Regions from separate parts of the Homo sapiens genome. Here region 2 is linked to region 1. The links are chromatin contacts, found by Hi-C or POLR2A ChIA-PET in ENCODE. All regions are on one chromosome and are shown on one strand. The core of a region is the stretch at or near the end of the contact, and the rest is flanking DNA. Distances in the headings are between cores, read along the strand shown.

What was found. A loop is a pair of places that touch in the nucleus more often than their neighbours do. ChIA-PET counts read pairs that join two places held with the same protein, here RNA polymerase II (POLR2A). Pooled maps may share reads with other maps.
Region 2: a pooled map shows a loop between it and region 1 (2.8-fold over the local background). The contact joins two enhancer-like sites. A Hi-C loop is called at or near these places in 2 of 50 pooled maps. POLR2A ChIA-PET finds 5 or more read pairs at or near these places in 3 of 52 experiments (H1, HCT116 and activated CD4-positive, alpha-beta T cell).

Annotation. Positions count from the first base shown.
Region 1 is chr3:12,645,744-12,649,494 of GRCh38, forward strand. The region is part of intron 1 of RAF1 (Raf-1 proto-oncogene, serine/threonine kinase); the gene reads right to left. Among named protein-coding and RNA genes, the nearest start is that of RAF1, 16 kb to the right of the region's middle. RefSeq lists an enhancer at 2,985-3,034. Within about 2 kb of position 2,033, at least 5 of the 41 ENCODE cell types and tissues checked have a DNase peak (open chromatin) inside an H3K27ac peak, as active enhancers do.
Region 2 is chr3:12,749,096-12,752,846 of GRCh38, forward strand. TMEM40 (transmembrane protein 40) reads right to left here. Exons shown (of 12, transcript NM_018306.4): 2 at 665-745. The coding sequence starts at 737. Among named protein-coding and RNA genes, the nearest start is that of TMEM40, 8.3 kb to the right of the region's middle. RefSeq lists an enhancer at 206-255 and a silencer at 526-675. Within about 2 kb of position 1,581, at least 15 of the 41 ENCODE cell types and tissues checked have a DNase peak (open chromatin) inside an H3K27ac peak, as active enhancers do.

The DNA.
Region 1 (3,751 bases), core at 783-3,282:
AGGTGGGGTGGGGTGAGGGGGGTGTCTCACTATGTTGCCCAGGCTAGTCTCGAACTCCTGGCCTCAAGCAGCGTCTCAGCTCAGCCTCCCAAAGAGCTGGGATTACAAGGCATGAGCCACTGTGCCTGGCTTATTACATTACTTTTAAATAAATATTGTTTGTAAATAATGCATCAGACCTCTGTGTGGAGGAAAGAAAAAGACTGTATATACCATGTCTTATATATCACAAGCAATTAAAATTTTTCTTCATATTTAAGAGATTTTTACTTCACTTCTAAACAACAAAGGATTTAGCTTAAATTCATTAGAGCAGTCATATTCTTAATGCTTTTTTATAACTTATCCTTTCTTTTTACTCATTAAATAATATACTAATAGATGGTGTATCAAAAATCTAATCTTTGTTTTTTAGAGACGGAGTCTCCCTTTGTCACCTAGGCTGGAAGTGCAGTAGCTTCATCATAGCTCACTGTAGCCTCAAACTCCTGGGCTCAAGCAATCCTCCCACCTCAGCCTCCTGAGTAGCTGGAAAAATATAATCTTTCATTCATGCAGCTAACATTATAATCTACAGCAAATGGATAAAGAATTAAGACAGGCAGAAATATAATAACGATATTACCGGTTTCTTTTAAGTCTTTTTTTTGAGGTGGAGTCTTCCTCTGTCACCCACGCTGGAGTGCAGTGGCACGATCTCAGCTCACTGCAACCTCTGCCTCCAGGTTCAAGTAATTCTCCTACCTCATCCTCCTGAGTGGCTGGGACTACAGGTGCGCACCACCAACGCCCTGCTAATTTTTGTATTTGTCTTTTTTTTTTTTTTGAGACAGAGTCTCACACTATTGCCAGGCCGGAGTGCAATGGCACAATATCGGCTCATTGCAACCTCCACCTCCCGGGTTCACATGATTCTCCTGCCTCAGCCTCCCGAGTAGCTGGGATTATAGGCACACACCACCACACCCGGCTAATTTTTTGTATATTTAGTAGAGACGGGTTTTACTATGTTGGCCAGACTTGTCTCAAACTCCTGACCTCAGGAGCCACCTGCCTCAGCCTCCCAAAACGCTGGGATTACAGGTGTGAGCCACCACGCCCAGCCTAATTTTTGTGATTTTAGTAGAGAAAGGGTTTCAATGTGTTGGCCAGGCTGGTCTCAAACTCCTGACCTCAAATGATCCACCCACCTTGGCCTCCCAAAGTGCTAGGATTACAGGAGTGAGCCACTGTGCCTGGTTTTTAAAGTCATTATTAAAATCTTCATTACCGGCCAGGCGTGGTGGCTCACGCCTGTAATCCCAGCACTTTGGGAGGCCGAGGCGGGCAGATCACGAGGTCAGGAGATCGAGACCATCCTGGCTAACATGGTGAAACCCCGTCTCTACTAAAAATACAAAAAATTAGCCTGGTGTGGTGGCGGGCACCTGCAGTCCCAGCTACTCGGAAGGCTGAGGCAGGAGAATGGCGGGAACCCAGGAGGCGAAGGCTGCAGTGAGCTGAGATCGCGCCACTGCACTCCAGCCTGGGCGACAGAGCGAGACTCCATCTCAAAAAAAAAAAAAAAGAAATTCAGGCCAGGCATGGTGGCTCACCCCTGTAATCTCAGCACTTTGAGAGGTTGAGGCAAGCAGACTGCTTGAGCCTAGAAGCTTGAGACCAGCCTGGACAACATGGAGAAACCCCATCTCTACAAAAAATCAGCCATGCACGGTGTAGCACATGTGTAGTCCCAGCTATTCAAGAGGCTGAAGTGGGAGGATCACCTGAGCCCAGGGAGGTCCAGGTTGCAGTGAGCCATGATTGTGCCACTGCATTCCAGCCTGGGCAACAGAGTGAGACCCTGTCTCAAACAAACAAACAAACAAACAAAACAAATAAATAAATTTTAAGTGGTCACAACACTGGAAAAAAAATAACTTTCACACATAAAAAGTTTCTGCTGAGCAAATATGCTCAAATGTTAGTTTCCTAACCAGTCCAAAAGGGCACTCTCATGCACTGCAAGGTGATGTGTACGTGTCAATATTTTTCGTTTCCTCACTCCTCTTTCTCAATTTCTGACCACAAACTGGTAACTTCATCAGATGACAGCCCAGAATAAACACACATGAAGAAATAAGCCACTCTACTCTTCTAAAAGTTAGCAGGGGCTGTACAAGTTTACAAAACAGACTCCTACATTTTAAAAGTGTAACTTTAAAAATACAAGTTAAAAACGAGCTAGTTCAAAAACAATTATGCTAAAACAAATCAGTTCCACAAATGATACCTGGAGCCAACTTTATTTTTAACTCTCACCACAAATAAGCTTAAATTATTTTCATTTTAAATCACATTGTCTGGACTCTTTTTTAACCCGAGTTTTTCTTTTCACCTTCAAATCAGTCATTGTTTTCTTCATCTAGTCAGCAACTGCTGATTTTTAAAATAAACAGATGTGTATTCAAAGTACACCATTAACACAAGTACCAAAACACACAATGTACAAATAAAATATGGTTTAGGAATGATTATTCAGATAGCCAAGTAACAGCGAAGTTAAAAAAAAAAAAAAAAAAGCTACATAATGAAGTAGGAAGGAAGGGGGAAAAAAATCACCTGGAAACACTAACAATTTCCACACTAATTTCTCTTTCATACTAAAGGCATTAATTTTCACAGTAAATCTTGCATATTCAACAAGTGGTTAAAAAAAATTAGCCCTCCTCAAAGATAAGGACACAGAATATAAGTGAATCATTCATTCTACACACTGGCATCACTCATTTGGCAGAGGAGATGTGTCCTCAAGAGAAGAGGTATTCCCCCAAGTTTACATCTTACCAAAGCAGTTTCAAGAAGTAACCATCTATATTAGCCGGATGTGGTGGTGCACACCTGTATTCCCTACTCAGATGGCTGAGGCACGAGAATCATGTGAACCCAGGAAGCAGAGGTGGCTGTGAGCCGAGATCGCACCACTGTCCTCCAGCCTGAGTGACAGAGTGAGATTCTGCTTCAAAAAAAAAAAAGTAACCATCTGATTCAGCCAGCTCCCCTACACTTCCTTCTGGAGTCAATGGCTTTCAAATAGAAAAATTCCCATCGGCCGGATGCGGTGGCTCACGCCTGTAATCCCAGCACTTTAGGAGGCCGACGTGGGCGGATCACCTGAGGTCGGGAGTTCAAGACCAGCCTGACCAACATGGAGAAACCCAGTCTCTACTAAAAATACAAAATTACCCAGGCGTGGTGGCACATGCCTGTAATGCCAGCTACTTGGGAGGCTGAGGCAGGAGAATTGCTGGAACACAGGAGGCAGAGGTTGCAGTGAGCCAAGATCACGCCATTGCACTCCAGCCTGGGTAACAAGAGCAAAACTCAGTCTCAGAAAAAAAGAAAGAAAGAAAAGAAAAAGAAAAATTCCCTAGTCTTTAGTGGTGCGCTCAATAGTAAACTTTAACAACTTCTAAGAGTTACAGTAAGACACCTGTAAAACTGATAATATCATTTGTTCTTCAGAAATTACTTTTAACCAACTTTTCAATAATAATTTTCTCAAAAGAAAGACATGTTTAAAATTTTTCCCTGGCCAGGCATGGTGGTTCATGCCTGTAATCTCAGTAATTTGGGAAATCAAAGCAGTAGAATGGCTTGAGCCAAGGAGTTCAAGACCACCCTGGTCAACAGAGTGACACCTCATCTTTATAAAAATAAAACAAAATTAGCTGGGCATGGTGACACATGCCTCTAGTCTCAGCTACTAAGG
Region 2 (3,751 bases), core at 331-2,830, 100 kb after region 1:
CTCACTGCAAGCTCTGCCTCTCGGGTTCATGCCATTCTCCTGCCTCAGCCTCCTGAGTAGCTGGGACTACAGGCGCCCACCGCCACACCCGGCTAATTTTTTGTATTTTTAGTAGAGACGGGGTTTCACCGTGTTAGCCAGGATGGTCTCGATCTCCTGACCTTCTGATCTGCCCGCCTCGGCCTCCCAAAGTGCTGGGATTACAGGCGTGAGCCGCCGCGCCCGGCCAGAAAAGGGGTTTCTAAGCCCCCTGCCTTGCCCAGAGACAGCTAGATTCTGTAGAGTAGTTGCTAATTTAGGATCCTCTGTACATTACAGCCAAGATGAGGTGTGATCAAGTCCTAAACCTTCCCATTCCCCATTCTGGGGTCACACAGGACCCTCTCCACCTTCTAGGGGTGCTCCCTAGTGCCAGCCCAAGCCCCCAGAGAATTCTTGAGATTTGGCAAGCAGCTGAGGGTCCCCATAGCTAGACAGCACAGGAGGACAGATTGGACCATGCAAATGTGTGTGTGCATGTGTGTAAAACCACTACTTCCCCATTTCAGCTGTGATTTGAGGCCCTGTGCAACGTGAGTTGAGCAGGGTCTTCTTCTGTCCCTTCTACTTTTGGACTCCACCTCCCATGTGGTTTTGCCCAGAGGGTCAGAGAAGGCAAACGTACAGTCTACATCTTCTGTTTCTCTGTGGACTTGACTGTTGTCCTGAGGCTGGGAGGAGGATGCTGAAGTCTCCATGGCTTTTCCTGGAGGAATAACAATAATCAGTAGTTAATATCACCTTAGTTAATATCTTAATATACAAAGAGCTTGGCAAATAAATAAGAAAAAGACAAACACTCAACATTCAAAGGAATAAGAAAAATAATTAACAAAAAAAATGGTAGTTCTGTTGGCAAGCAAGAAGGCCGGGGTAGTGGAGGGAGGAGGGTTAAGGGAGTGGGAATTGGGGTGGTGGGTATTGGTTAGGCAACTAGCAGGGGGCTTCATGAAGGAAATCAGTTTTTATCTGTGCCTGAAAAGTCAGGCACAATCCTTTTTCTTTTTCTTTTTTTTTTTTTGTGGAAACAGGGTGTCTCTATGTTGCCCAGGCTGGTCTTGAACTCCTGGGCTCAAGCAATTCTCCTACCTTGGCCTCCCAAAGTGCTGGGATTCAAGTGTGAGCCACCATGTCCAGCCTAGGTACAATTTTGACAGGAATGCAGATTTGAAGTTGGTGAACCAACTCCAATCCCACAAACATGGCCAACATCCAGGAATGACTAAGCAAAAAGGCAAGGGAATCCTGGGCCCCGGCCGGCCTCACACACAGAGCCACCTGCCACCTCTTGACAGCTACGTGCACAGGAAAGAAGTTTCTTTTAATGGAGCCCATGTGCTATGAGTCTCTGTTATAGCAGCTGAGCCAGGAAGTGCAGGCTTCCTTCTGATTCCTTGCCCTATTTCTTCTTCTCTCAGCTCTGAGGCTGAGACCTTAAATCTGAGAGGAGGTAGATTTACTAGTCTCTGATTCATTTATTTTTTACTTCTTTATTTGAGACAGAGGTCTTGCTATATCACCCAGTCTAGTCTTGAACTCCTGGGTTAAGGCAATCCTCCCACCGCAGCCTCCTGAGTAGCTGGGACTACAGGCACGTGCCACTGTGGCCAGCCTCTGACTCATTTAAACCATGTTTCTCAGCCTCAACACGACTGACATTTGGGACAGGGTAACACATTGTGAGATGTTTAGCAGCCTCCTCCCAGATGCCAGTAGCACTTTCCTGTTCAGCTATAACAATAAAAATGTCTCCAGACATTGCCAAATGACCCCTGTTGTGGGGCAAACATCACCCCCCATTTGAGAATGGTCTAGAGAATCTACCACAAGACCTTGGCAGGAAGCCTCCTCCCCTGTGTCTTAGAGCCAGATTGCCTGGGTTGGAATCCTGCCTCTGCCTCTTCTAGCGATGGAAGCATGGGCTAGTTACTTAATCCTTCACTGTGCCCTGGGTTTCTCATCTGTAAAACGGAGACAGTAATAGTGCTTACCTTATAGTATGTGAAAATGGCAGGACAGTCCTTAGCAGGGCCATTGTGAATGCGTGTTTCCTTCTCTACAGGCCTCCTCTTACCCTTGGACATTCAGTGTCCAGTCCCATCCCTGCTCATCCCCCATCTCGTAGGCCCCAGACTCCATTACCCGTTTTTTTTTTCTGTTTTTTGAGATGGAGTCTCGCTTCTGTCGCCCAGGCTGGAGTGCAGTGGCATGATCTCAGCTCACTGCAACCTCTGCCTCCCGGATTCAAGTGATTCTTCTGCCTCAGCCTCCGGAGTAGCTGGGATTACAGGCGCCACACCATGCTTGGCTAATTTTTGTATTTTTAGTAGAGACGTGGTTTCACCATATTGGCCAGGCTGGTCTCGAACTCCTGACCTTGTGATCCGCCCGCCTTGACCTCCCAAAGTGCTGGGATTACAGGCGTGAGCCACTGCGCCTGGCCTACCCTTTTCTAGAATAAAACTTCCCATTTCTCAGAGCAGAATTCAGCTAGGCATTAGGAAGTCACTAGCCATTAAAATGCATCGATATCGAGATGGAATGACTGACAGCAGAAGCCTCCAGGGCATATTTCTATTTTGAACAGGGTTCTCTGCACGCAACAGGTGACTAGTACATATTCATTGGCTGAGATCATCTCTAATGAAGGCATTTCAGCTAGAGTGGAGGAAGAGTTGTAGAGCCACGTGGGGGAAAGAGAGCTGCTGGCTGATGTCAGATAGACCGAAGTTTACAAAGTGATGAGCTCTTTTTCCAGTCTCATCTCCATCCTGCTCTGTGTCCTGGTCACACACAGCACTTTTGGCTTAGTCCATTCTTTCCTAATGTCAAAATTGCATCTGACCTTCCAAGCACAGGTCAAAACCCACTTCCCTCATGAAGTACTCTTTCAATTGCCTAAACAATACCCATCAACTCTATTCCCCACTCCCCTAAACTTACTCCCTCCACTATCCCTAGCTTTTGTTTTTTTGACAAGGTCTCTCTCTATCACCCAGGCTAAAGTGCAGTGGTGCAATCACAGCTCACTGCAGCCTTGAACTCCTGGACTCAAGTGATCCTCCTGCCTCAACCTTCTGAGTAGGTAGGACTACAAGCATGTACCACCATCCAGGGTTTGTCTCCTTCACTAGATCACGAATGCAGCCTAAGTAGGGACTAAGGCTGATTCATTTCTGTGTCACCCATACCCTGTACAGAGCCGGGAACAAAGGAAAAATGATGATAACAAGCAGCTATAAGTGCCTACTATCTGCCAGGCAAGGTTCTAACAGTTAACTTGTGTTAACTAATCTATTCCTATGAAGGCTCACTAGGGCCGTGCCCATTTTATAGGTCAGAATATTGGGGCACAGAGAGGATAAGAAACTTGCCCAGGACCGGCCGGGCGCGGTGGTTCATGCCTGTAATCCCAGGACTTTGGGAGGCTGAGGCGGGCGGATCACAAGGTCAGGAGATCGAGACCATCCTGGCCAACATGGTGAAACACAGTCTCTACTAAAAATACAAAAATTAGCTGGGCATGGTGGTTGCAGGCCTGTAATCCCAGCTACTCAGGAGGCTGAGGCAGGAGAATCACTTGAACCCCGGAGGCAGAGGCAACCTGCCTCTGAATTGAGATCGCGCGACTGCACTCCAGCCTGGGCGACAGGGCAAGACTCTGTCTCAAAAAAAAAAAGAAAGAAAGAAAGAAAGAAACTTGTCCAGGACC